2 separate regions of the Homo sapiens genome follow, and region 2 is linked to region 1. Evidence: chromatin contacts called from ENCODE Hi-C data. All regions are on one chromosome and are shown on one strand. Each heading gives the region's core, a stretch centred on a gene start or an enhancer-like site at or near the end of the contact. The rest is flanking DNA. Distances are from core to core; before and after follow the strand shown.

Region 1 (6,274 bases), core at 1,175-3,674:
GGATGTACCATTTAAGACATCAAAGCATTCTGCAAGTGGGGAAAAAAAAAAACAAGAAATACCTTAAAATGCCAGCTATGTGTGATTTAAAACAAAAAATATTTAAGATGAGGTTAAAAGTTATAAACATTTATGTACGTTATTAGTTCTACATCAACAAAAGAGCACAGTTTCTCTACTGCAAATTAATAGATTATAAAATCAATAGGTTTTTCATGAAAGTAATTAAGAAAAATGGGGGTAGAAACAAATTCAGTCTTTTAAGAATGTTTTGCCTTTAAAACAACTTTCTCTAAAATCACCTAAAATGAAATATAAGTTAACTCTGATTCTATGAGTTCAGTGGAGTTAAATTTAACTTGAAAACATCTTTCATTTCTATAGCTACTTTATTATATTTATACAAGACTGCAAAAAGTTAATTAGGTGATTTAAGTGAATCAACTGTCACATATATTATGAGCTCTGCATGTGTGTATTATGAAGCAATACTGACTATGAGTTCAGCCTTTTACCAACTTATTTAGCCAAGGTTGCTAGAAGTTACTTAATGAGCATGAACACACAAACTTTCAATAAACCTACAAGAAGAAAAGTGGCCCATGACCTAAAAGAACCCCTCTGTTATGCCAGGGGGATGACAAAGTATGTTAAGTCACCAGCCCCTCTGTGTTATGGTGGTTCATGTTGCCAAGGCACGTGTGGCAAATTTGCAGAGTTGGGGCAGTGAATAAGAGAAGGTCAGTTTCTAAAAATTCATCTCACAGAGTATATGAAGTAAAAAGCCTAGGAGAAGTACTTTTCTCAATTAAAACTTAAGAATATATGAATATTTGTGGCTTCTAGAGTTTGACCTCTCAGTACCTAAGCTATTCCTGATTTATACTTGGCAATCTGTATTTATTCTTCAGTTCATAGAATATTAGGGTCAGAAAGAAAGGTTTAAAATCACCCATTGAATATCTGGAAGGCTTAAAGAGTAGCAGTTCAAGAATCAGGCAGAGCTGGCTTGAATTCTGGTTTCACACTTTACAGGCTGTGTGGTATTGAATAAAGTGCTTCAAATATTGAATCCCCAGTTTTCCTATCTGTTAAATGAGGATAATAAATAACACTTCCTGAGGAGAGAAACAGAAGATTAAATAAAATAAAGCAAAAAGTAATATGCTGTAATTCCCTCAGAAGCATTGTGTTTCACAGTTGTCAGAATTCTGAGTTCTAAGCAACAGAAACTGACTTTGGTTACATTAATCAGAAAAGGAATGTATTGGCAAGATATCAATAACTTAGAGAATTAATCAACAGTTGAGAATTAGACTCTGGCAGAAAAATAAGGAAAGCAGGTTATGAGCCTGAAGTCTGCTTAGGACATAGGAATTGATACTGCTGCTACTGGATTCTTGCTGCCACACCAGTAGTCTCTCAAACCTTCCACATTGGCTGGGAAAAATCTCTAACCCTCATTATTCAAAGCTACAGGCAAGAGAATCTTACTAGATAAACTTGAGACATGTATCTGTATGCTATTGTCCAGAGGATAAATAAGAACCCTTGTGCTACATATTGAAAGAGAGGGTCTGTCTCTCACCTTATGATTCCTCCACATAGGAATAGAATGGGATATTAAGCATATCACTAGGCTTTAAAGCAAATCTCAATAAATTTCAAAGACTTAGTGTCAAACATAATACATTCTCTGACCACAATTTCAATTCTGTTAAATTAGAGCTCAGTAAATAAAGGATAAATTTTAACCTCCCTAATATTTCTATAAAGTGTAAAAAATAAATTTGAATGTAACTGAGTCAAAAAGAAACTATAGGGGAAGACACAGAGCAGGTTGGCCTAATAGAACTCTCCAACAATAGTCCCCCTACAGGAACACTAAATCGAACAACTATCCACACAAGAAAGCACTTTTATGAGAACCAAAAATCAAGTGAGTGATCACAGTACCAGGTTCTAACATCATATCAAAGAAAGAGGCATTGAAGAGGTTAGGAAAGATAGTCTTGAATTGCTGATGCTGCGGAGAGGATCTGTGTTCTTGTGGGGGAGAGAGTGCAGTGATGTGGGACTTTGCATTGGAACTCAGTGCAGCCCAGCCACAGTAGAAAACAAGATAAGGCAGAACTCAGCCAGTGCCCATGGAGGGAGTCCTTATATCCGTCCCAGCAAGAGAGGAATTGCCCTTCCCAGTGGTTGGAACTAGAGTTCTGGCTAGCCCCACTACCATGGGCCAAAGCACTCTGGGATACTACATAAACCTCAAAGGCAGTCTAGGCGACAAGGACTGCAATTCCTGGGCAAGTCTTGGTGCGTGCTGGGCTAGAAGGCAGTAGACTTGGGTTGACCTAATGAGACACCAGCCAGGTGGACAAGGGAGTGCTTGCATCACCCCTCCCCCAACCCAGGCAGTGCAGCTCAGTAACCTGGGGGAGACTCCTTCCTTCCGCTGGCAGTAACTAGGCAGTGGTCACCATGGGTCTTGAGCAAGACCCAGTGCTGTGCTATCTTTGGGTGTGACTCAGCACAGTCTCAGTGTGGTAGTCACAGTGGAGCTTGCATCACCCCTCCACAAGAGGAGTACAAGCAAGTGCAGACTGCAAATATTACAATAAATATCTAACTATTCAATGCCCAGACACTCACAAACATCCAAAAGCATCAGGACCATTCAGGAAATCATGACCTCACTAAACAAACTGAAAAAGTCACCACTGATCAATCCAAGAGTGACAGAAAATTCAAAATAGAAATTTTGAGGAAGCTCAATGAAATTTAAGATAACACAGAGAAGGAATTCAGAATCCTATCAGATAAATTTAACGAAGATACTGAAATAATTTTTGAAACATGTAGAAATTCTGAGCTGAAAAATTGAATTGACATACAGAAGAATGCATCAGAGTCTCCCAACAGCAGAACTGATCAAGCAGAAGAAAGAATCAGGCTATTTGAAAATACACAGTCAAAAGAAACAAAAGAATAGAAAAGAATGAAGCTTGCCTATAAGTTCTAGAAAATATCTCAAAAGGGCAAATTAAGATTTACTGGCCTTAAAGAGGAGGTACAGAGATCAAGGTATAAATTTTATTCAAAGAGATAATAACAGATAACTTTTCAAACCTAGAGAAATATATCAAAATTCAAGTATAGATGGGTTGTAGAACATCAAGTAGATTTCATCCAAATAAAACTACCTCAAGACATTTAATAATCAAACTTCCAAAGGTCAAGGATAAAGAAAGGATTCTAAAAGCAGCAAGAGAAAAGACACAAATAACATACCTTACAATCTAGGAGAGAGTGGCATTACATATTTAAAGTGCTGAAGGAAAAAAGACTTTTATCCTAGAAGAGTACACCCAGTGAAAATACCCATTAAACATGAAGAAGAAATAGGCTTTCCCAGACAAACAAAAGCTGAGGGATTTCATCAACACCAGAACTGCCCTACAAGAAATGCTAAAGGGAGCTGTTCAATCTAAAATGAAAGGACACTAATGAGCAATAGGAAGTCATCTGAAGGTACAAAACTCACTGGTAATAGTAAGTACACAAACAAACACACAATATTATAACACTGTAATTGTGGTACGTGAACTATTGATATCTTGAATACGAAGACTAAAAGATAAACCTATCAAAAATAATAACTACAACTTTTAAGACATAGTATAATAAAACGTAGATGGAAGCAACAAAAAGTTAGAAAGCAGGGGGATTAAGTTAAAGTGTAGAGCTTTTATTAGTTTTCTCTTTCGTTGTTGTGAGTTTGGATTGTTTTGTATCCAGTGCTAAGTTGTGATCAGTTTAAAATAATGAGTTCTAAGATGTTATTTCCAAACCTCATGGTCACCTCAAATCATAAAACCTACAACAGATACACAAAAAACTGAAAATCAGTAAATTAAAACAACCCACCAAAAAAAATTAACTTCCCAAAAAGGAATACAGGGAAGAAGGAAGGAAGAAAGAGAAGAGCACACATAAAACACCCAGAAAACAAATAACAAAATGGCAGTAGTAAGTCCTTACTTACTAATAATAACATTGAATGTAAATGGACTAAACTCTCCAATCACAAGACATAGAGAGCCTGAACAATAACAATAATAAAAAAACAAGCTCTAACAATCTGGTAACTATAAGAAACACGCTTCACTTATAAAGACTAACTTAGACTTAAAATATAGGAACTGAAAAATATTGCATGAAAATGGAAACAAAAAAAGCAGAAGTAGCTATATTTACATCAGACAAAATAGATTTCAAAACAAAAACTATAAACAGAGACAAAGAAGGTCATTATATAATGATAAAGAAGTCAACTTAGCAAGAGGGTGTAACACTTGTAAATATATATACATTCAACACTGGAACACTCAAACATATTAAGTAAATATTATTAGAGCTAAAGAGAGAGATAGACCCTAATACAATATTAGCTGGAGACTTCAACACCCCACTTTCAGCATTGGACAGAACCACTACACAGAAAACCACCACCAACAACAACATTGGACTTAATCTACATTATATACCAAATGGACCTAATATATATTTACACAATCTTTCATTTAAGAGCTGCAGAATACACGTTCTTCTCCTCAAGGCATGGCTCATTCTTAAGGATAGATCACATGTTAGAACAAAAAACAAGTCTTAAAAAATTAAAAAATTGAAAAAATATCAAGTGTCTCATCTTTCCAGTTTTATTCTCAATGGAATAAAACTAGAAATAAATAATTAGAAAAATATCAGAAACTATACAAACACATGGAAAATAAACAATATGCTCTAGAGTGACCAGTGGGTCAATGAAGAAATTAAGAATAAAATTTAAAAATTCCTTGAAACAAACAAAAATGGAAACACAATATATCAAAACCTATGGAATGCAGCAAAAGCAATACTAAGAAGAAAGCTTATAGCAATAAGCACTCCACATCAAAAAAGCAGATAATCCTCAAATTAACAACCTAATGATGCATCTTAAAGAACTAGAAAACAAAGAGCAAACCAAAGCCAATATTAGTAGGAGAAAAGAAATAATAAAGATCAAAGCAGAAATAAATGAAATTGAAACAAAACAAACAATACAAAATATCAATTAAACAAAAAGGTGGCTTATTTTAAAAAAATAAAATTGATAAACATTTAGCCAAAGACATAAAGATAGAAGACCCAAATAAATAAAATGAGAGATAAAAAGGAGGTATTACAACTGATACTGCAGTTCAGAGAATCATTAGAGACTACTATGAGCAACTACATGCCAGTAAATTGGAAAACCTAGAAGAAATAGATTGAATCCTAGACACATACAACCTACCAAGACCGAATCATGAAGATTTCCAAAATCTAAATAGACCAATAACAAGTAATGAGTTCAACACCATATTAAAAAGTATCCCAGTAAAGAAAAATCAGAGACCCAAAGCCTTCAACTGCTAAATTTCACCCAAAATTTAAAGAACTAATATTAATCTAATCCTATTCAAACAATTCCAAAAAAATAAAGAAGCAAATACTTCCTTACTCATTCTGTGAGGCCAGTATTACCCTGATACCAAAATCAGACAGAGACATCAAAATAAGAAAACTACAGGCCAATGTTCCACATGAATACTGATGCAAAAATCCTCAACAAAATACTCACAAACCAAATTCAACAACACATTTAAAAGATAATTCATCATGACCAAGAGGGATTTATGCCAGGGATGCAAGAATGATTCAGCAAATGCAAATAAATCAATGTGATATATCATTTCAAAAGAATGAAGGACAAAAACATGCAATCATTTCAACCGAAGGTAAAAAGCATTAGATAAAATTCAACCTCCTTTCATAATAAAAGCCCTAAAAATGTGGTATAGAAGTATATATCTCAACACAATAAAAACCATATATGACAGACACACAGCTAGCATCACACTGAATACAGAAAAACTGAAAACTTTTTCTCTAAGATCTGGAACAAACCGAAACATCCACTTTCACCACTATTATTCAACATAGTACTGGAAGTTCTAGTTAGAGCAATCAGACAAGAAAAAGATATAAAGAACATCCAAATTGAAAAGAAGTAAGTCATCTTTGTTTGCAGATGATATGGTCTTATATCTGAAAAATACCTAAAGACCTTAACAAAAATCTATTAGAACCAATAAACAAATTCAGCAAAGTTGAGGGATACAAAATCAACATATAAAAATCAATAGTATTTACATATTACATCAGTGAACAATCTGAAAAAGAAATCAAG
Region 2 (6,977 bases), core at 463-2,962, 570 kb after region 1:
TGTATGGCTCTGATTCAACTAAGCACTTTGCCACACTGCTGCTGGTTCTCACTAAGTAATGTCACAGAACTATATATTGCACTGCCCTAGCACAGAACTGTTTTTCAGAAGTGACTCAAATAGAAAGTGGCATTAGTATTAACATACAAAAACATTCTTTTTTTGAAACTCAGAATGCTGGATCTAAGAAATGGCCACTTTAAGCTTGCACTAAATCTGAGTTTTGATGCTTAGCACATTCATGCTTAACGATCTGAACAATAAGTAGTGTGTCTTCCAACTGGTGCAGCTCATTCCCAGCAGCCTAGATAAAGCTGGTGGTGAGTATCCAGTCATTAGAGCTGGAAATGGACTCAGCACCTAGCATGAGCCAAATTGTGACTTCATGCAGGGCTATTTCTTTTTTCTTTTCTTTTTTTTTTTTTTTTTTGGTTTGTTTGTTTCTGTAGCTGTTCTGTTGCATTAAAGAGGAAAAAATTAATATGAACATTCAGTTCAACAACTGCCTTTGAGCACCTCTTATTGCAAAAGCCCCATGCAAAGTAGACACTGTGGAGATAAATAGATTTTAAAATATGCCCCCAAGGAAACTATGAAATTGCTGGCACAAATATTTAAGGGAAAATGGGCCACACTGACATTCCAGAATAAAACTGGTGAGCATTTCACTTATTAGGTAAAAGAGAAAACTCTTACTCATATTGAAATAATGTTTTGGTCTTCTTCTGAAACATGATATACTTTCCTATATTTGACAAAACTGACTTATCCACTTATGCCTGCTGTTTAGGGAGCCCCTGCTGAGAACTGAGAAGTTTCTGTCCTGAAGTCACCAGCTGAGAGGGCTGTTGCTAAACTCTCCCCACATTCTGTCTCCCAATGGCGTCATAGTCTTTGAACACAATGTAAACACATGCTTAATTTTAAGATTGGCTTATTATCTACATTCAATATCTCTGTTTATCAGAGCCCCTCTTAGTCTCTACATCTGTCTACTTATTCCAAACCTTAGTACAACCTTGCCCATCACTGAGGATGATAAACGTGACACAGATTGTCATTTTCCTTTTTATTCTAATGAGCAATCTGGCTCTCATTAGGGCCAATTAAATTAGAACATCCCCCCCAAAAAAGAATATTTAACGTTTATTCTGAGAACAAAAGAGAAAATGCAAGTGTAATCTGTCAGTTTATCAGGCAATATTTTTAACTTAATATTAAGAAATTGCTGTGAACTCATAAATAAACCATTAGCAAAAAGAAAACTGCTAATTAAGGTATAATCTAATCTGCTCGTCTCCATTTTGATCATAGGGTAAAAGTTCAATAAACTTTTTGATCGATACACCACAGAGATAGAAGTGAAATAGTCAAGACTTTTAATCAGGTAATTCACACTCCAGGAAGAAGAGAGGAAAAAAACACTTTGCCTCAATTCCCTCAAAATTTTGCACTAAAAATCTTGCTTTGGGGTGACTCAACCTCTCACTTATAATTTTACAAACGGCATAACCTGAGCGCTTAGAGACCATTTAGCCCAATTCCCTCATTTTACAAATGAAGAACAGGAATACAAAGACTAAGGGAGGCCCCTGGGGGCAGCGCTGGGCTGAGAACCAGGTGTCCCGACGTCAGCTCCTCCCACCTCACCTCCCTTACAAAAAAAGGGGGTGAGGAGGATACCCCTGTTGCACACAGGAGGTGGGGCGCTGCTTAACTTTTGTTAGCACCATCCGTGGGGGTGCTTGGGAAGTTTCGCTCCCTATGAGCGTGGTGACGTCATGCGAGCCAGGGGTTTTCCTAAAGGCAGCCTATGGCTCTGGCCAACGGGACCAAATCTCGGAGGGCCAAATTGAGGGAGTGTGAAGTGGGGGATGTGGCTGGAGAAGAGAAGGTGATACTAGGCCAGGACAGCTGCAAAATGACTGACAACGAGAATGAGAATATGGGTTCCTCTCTTGAGTCCCCAGAATTTTTTTCAAGTTCTTCAGCTGCATACATTTGGCTCTCTGGCGCCCTTTGTTTTCTGGCTGATGATCCTTTTATTTTTCCTGTCCTACATTTAAAAGAGAAGGAAAGAAGCGGGGAAGTCGGTTCCAACTACTCCTCGCAGCCAGTCCTCGAGCGCCCTCTGCCGTGTACATGGGAGCTCTTTGTCTTAACCTTGCAAGCGCTTACTCCTGGGTGTTGCTTTCCGCTATCAACAGAAGGTTATGGCGACATCTACAGAAGGTTATGGCGACATCTTTGCTTCTGTCTGCTGCTCAGGAAAAGCTTGGAAAATACAAAATTAGGTTGATAAAATTTGTTTCCTGTAGGAGTGTCTCCTAATTCAAGTGGAATGTCGCTCACCAGTGGGCTTAAATAAACCCTTAATCTTAAACATCCACTTTATCATGAAAATGGCACTATTTATTCCACTGGCAATATCTTGTGTCGAAATCTAAACAGTATTTCTTCTCTAATGGGAGTGAGACAGAAAGTCCTGCCAATCAAGCAGGAAAAAGAAGCCTGCATCAGACAGCAGGCCTCTGTTTCAAGGGATAAAAACCCATATTCATTCACCCAGGACTGCCGCAACTTTAAAAAACAATGTCAAAAGGAAAAGAAGGCATTGTTGCAAAAGAAAGTTCTCTGGTGTTTGTTTCATTCTTTTTTCTCTTATTTTCTTCTCTTAAAGAAAAAAATAAAAGCTGGTATAATTCCTGGTTTGCTTAAAGGCTAATGTATATTTACAGAAGCATCCAAGCCATGAATCGCTTTGAATTGAGTCGCTGTTAGATGTACAATAGGCCTACTGTGTTGCAAAGAGTCTGGCCACTCATCATGACCCCCTATTCAGTCGACCGTCCATTAATCTAAACACAGGCTCTCTCAGAGACATCCAGAAGCCCAACAATGGTTTACATTTTTTGGATGCTACCTTCCGGTTACTGTACCTAAGTGGGGAAATGTTGCTGAGAGATATTCCAATTTGACTCCCAAACGGGTTTTAAGCAAGTTACCATCCACTTGCCCTAAGCACAAAAGAACAGGTTTTCTTTTCCTCTGCCAAGTATCAATTTTTATATCAGATAGACGTCAATTATTGCTAAAAAGCTGATACAATAATAATGGAGCAGCACACAGTGGGCAGAGTCCCACTGCAGTGAAATTGGATAAGGATTTGGTTTGATTATGTAACTTTTTAGAGCAGCATAGTTTCTGCTAATAGCATGATAAATAAACAGCATCTATAGAATGTCTGAAGAATGACAATTTTAAAAAGAAAGAAAAAACAAAGGTGACCCTTGAATGTCTCTGACAACTAATCAATTTCTGACTACCTTTTTAGTCCCTTCCCTTTACCTCACCAACAACTGCATGTCACCAAACAAGGTTTCCCAAAGAATCTCCTTCTTTCCCCTGCTGGATCAGGTGAATCATAGAATCCACCATACAACTGACAAAAAGTTTTGTTCTACCATAAAGCAATGTAAAGATTAAATGTAAAGCAATGGCCAGATTTCACTTGGAACTTTCTTCTTGTTCAAATTCACTGTAAAATCCCCTTGGTTTAAAACAATGCAAGGTATACGTCCATACCACCCTGAACGCACCCGATCTCGTCTAAAACAATGCAGGAAGAAAATCACGTATTCTGCCGGAAATTCATTTATTTATCTGTACTATAAGACCATTGACTATTCCCTCACTATTTCCATAGTTTTATTAATGCTACAGAAAGAGAAAGTAACATTTTTCCCCAAGATCCCTTCTCATTTTATGGAGTAGATATTTTGAGGCATTACCTAAGTACTCCCAAGCATCCAAATATCCAAATCTAAAATATCTAAAATATCCCAAATATCTAAACACCTCAGATGGGTAAAAGCCTACCTTTTTTTGGGAGATATTCATAAGAGGAAGAGGGAGAGAGCTCACATCCTTATTTTTAACTCATTGCTGTGTCTAAATATCCCCACTACCAGCATCTAAGCTGAATTCTCCCTAGAAATGCTCAGTGCTGGTTATCAGAAGAGAATATGACATAATGATTAACTAGCACAGTATTGACTGTTTCTACTTATCACCACCATGACAAACTGCAAGATCGAACTTCTACTCCATCCCTCATTTTTGTCCACATGAAATCAGAAACCAATTTGACCCATTTATTCACTGAAATGCTTTAATTAGATGGTCTCAGGTACTCTCCAGAAATTACTTTCACTTTCTAACTTCATCACCCACAACTTTTCGCCAGCCACCACCCCTTTAAAAAGACCTCCAACCCGGGTGCTTATTAAAATAGCAGAAGCCCAAGCTCCACCTAGACCTACTAAATTAGAAACTCTGAGATGGAGGCCCAGGAATCTGCATTTACTAAGCTTCCCCCATCACCAGGTGATTTTGATGCAAATGCATTTATTTTATTGCCGCCATAATTCTGAGGAATCACAGTAGAAGCTAACATTTATTAGACTTCTGTTTTTTGCCAGGCACTGTTTGAAACACTTCATACATGTATTAATTCTTTTAATTATCACAATAACTTTATAAGAGGGTACAGTTTTTACCCTTATTTAGATGTTGATTATCCTTTCTGAGATAAAGGGACATTAGGAAACTTATTCAAGAGCACACAGTTAGTATATGGCAAGAGAAAAGATTCAGATCCAGAGGATGTCATTCCAAGCCTGTCACTAAATCACCAGGTTTTACAATCTCTAAAACAATTATTTGTCCTCTGTCTTCTCTACTAGGCTATGAATTTGTTAAGGGCAGGAATCATAGCTTTTCATCCAGATAGCTGCAGCACTCATCCAAGTGTGTGATGAACTCAAGAAATGTTTATCGAATTGTTTATTAGGTTGGTGCAAAAGTAATTGCAGTTTTGGCCATTAAAAAGAGGTAAAAACCCAGCACTTTGAGAGGCTGAGGCAGGCAGATCACGAGGTCAAGAGATCGAGACCATCCTGGTCAACATGATCGTAGTAGAAACCCCGTCTCTACTAAAAATACAAAAATTAGCTGGGCATGGTGGTGCATGCCCCTAGTCCCAGCTGCTCGGGAGGCTGAGGCAGGAGAATTGTCTGAACCCAGGAGGTGGAGGTTGCAGTGAGCCAAGATTGCACCACTGCACTCCAGCCTGGTGACAGAGCCAGAATTCGTCTCAAAAAAAAAAAAAAAAAAAAAAAAGGTGAAAACCACAATTACTTTTGCACCAACCTATAAAATGTAGAATAAACCAAGATACAATGTTTTTGTCTATGGATAGTATTAGGCTGGTGCAAAAGTAATTGTGGTTTTTGCCATTACCTTTGCACCAACCTAATATCAGTGAGATTTTTAAAAAACCCAAAACCTCATTGACCACAAAAGTAAATAAATAAGTAAATGTGGCAGTGCTTTGGTGAAACACCAACGAGATGATGTCTGGTTTTCATTAAAAATCATAAGTAATATAATAAATATATCAAGTTAATTCATACCAGAAACCAAAGCTTACACAGCGTCATACTGTAATACCTCAGAAAGCAGTCCTGGGGACAACCAAGAGGTGCCCAGGGGTTTACTAGTGATCCCCAAACCATGTTGTCATGTCCCTGGGTCTAGGTGTAACTTCAAAACATAAAGAATACACAAGACTATATTGCTGCTTCATTCTGAGGAGAGGCATGTCACTCCTCTTCTTCCTTATCAAATACCTAGAAACTGCAGCCACACAGTTCAGTTAAGTAAACATTTCCAAATCTGTGAAGGAAGATCCAGCTAGCTGTACAGTGGTGGTAGTGCCTTTCAAGTTTGGCTCTGCTCCCTAAAAGGCATAGGCATTCACCTGTTTCATCAAGGTAGGGTATTGTCAGGTGTGTCCAAGTGCATTAGAAATGTCACCGATGTTACCAGCTGCTTCCTAAGAAGAAAAAAGACCTAGAACCCGAATTATGAACAAACAGAGTCTTATTTACATAACTGATATCAGAACTCACATGTTGTGTCCACACTTAGTCTAAGTCCAAATAAAACTGAGAAAGCACATAAACTATTCAGCCAGATATTTAGCATTTTATATATTTATAAGTATATATCTATATCTATATCTATATATCCATATCTATGGATAACTATGTAGACATTTTTCTATTTTTTAATCCAGATGTTCTGATGCTATATTTACATACGTATATACATAAATAGTCATAGTCATCAGATTTCTAATCTGTTGCTTCAACTCCCACATCTTCCAAGTTTTTGACTCAGCTAGGATCACAGGTACCCACTTCTGGATGCACACACCTCACACACAATGCTGACCCTGATGGGATTTTTAGATGAGTTTCAGGGGGTCTCAGGGAATCTCATTAAAAAAAAAACTGTCAGACCCCAGAAATTAACTATTTTCTTGTTTCCAGACTTGCTGAGGAAATATTTTTCTCTTTTTTAGAGAAAATGTATACACCATACCCTACAAGAGCATGTGTCATCTAAACTGTATAAGGGATCATTTGCTGTTGGTGACTTTGAAGTTCTGAATAAATACTCAGAACAAATATCATATTGAAAGTCAAGCCATTGACAGACATGGACACAGCCGCACATTGCCCAGCACTGCTTTGCTGCAGAGAGTTTGCTTTATAAGCTCACGACGCCAGGATAGTCCAGCATTTTGGTCACGTGGGGCTAAGACCAAATTATCAGACTGAAAAAGAAGCAGCCTTGCTTGTGCAGAGAAGGAGAGTCATCAGCATCCTGATTACTTTTAGTGATACAACATATATCTCCCTTTCTTTTCTCCAAGAGTCGTTATGAAAATGGTGATGAAGGTTGCAGCCACTGTCAGCTCCTCCAGGACCGACAACAAAAAGTAGACACCTCACTACTGAAAGTAAGATTTTATATGATTTCTGCTTCCTTTTGTGATTTGCCTCCATATTCTCCTGCCAAAGAATGCAACAGCTTCATAAACAGTGACATGAGGACAGAGCTTGGCTTTC

Evidence for each region. Hi-C counts contacts between places; a loop is a spot of excess contacts on that map. Pooled maps may share reads with other maps.
Region 2: a map with no recorded cell type shows a loop between it and region 1 (6-fold over the local background). The contact joins two enhancer-like sites. A Hi-C loop is called at or near these places in 2 of 37 single-sample maps with no recorded cell type and 2 of 50 pooled maps.

The regions. Positions count from the first base shown.
Region 1 is chr1:219,086,632-219,092,905 of GRCh38, forward strand. LYPLAL1-DT (LYPLAL1 divergent transcript) reads right to left here. Exons shown (of 5, transcript NR_038845.1): 4 at 1-29. Among named protein-coding and RNA genes, the nearest start is that of LYPLAL1-DT, 84 kb to the right of the region's middle. RefSeq lists an enhancer at 2,591-2,640. Within about 2 kb of position 2,425, at least 7 of the 41 ENCODE cell types and tissues checked have a DNase peak (open chromatin) inside an H3K27ac peak, as active enhancers do.
Region 2 is chr1:219,659,104-219,666,080 of GRCh38, forward strand. No RefSeq gene overlaps it. Among named protein-coding and RNA genes, the nearest start is that of ZC3H11B, 49 kb to the left of the region's middle. RefSeq lists enhancers at 1,984-2,278, 2,225-2,274 and a silencer at 2,071-2,270. Within about 2 kb of position 1,713, at least 4 of the 41 ENCODE cell types and tissues checked have a DNase peak (open chromatin) inside an H3K27ac peak, as active enhancers do.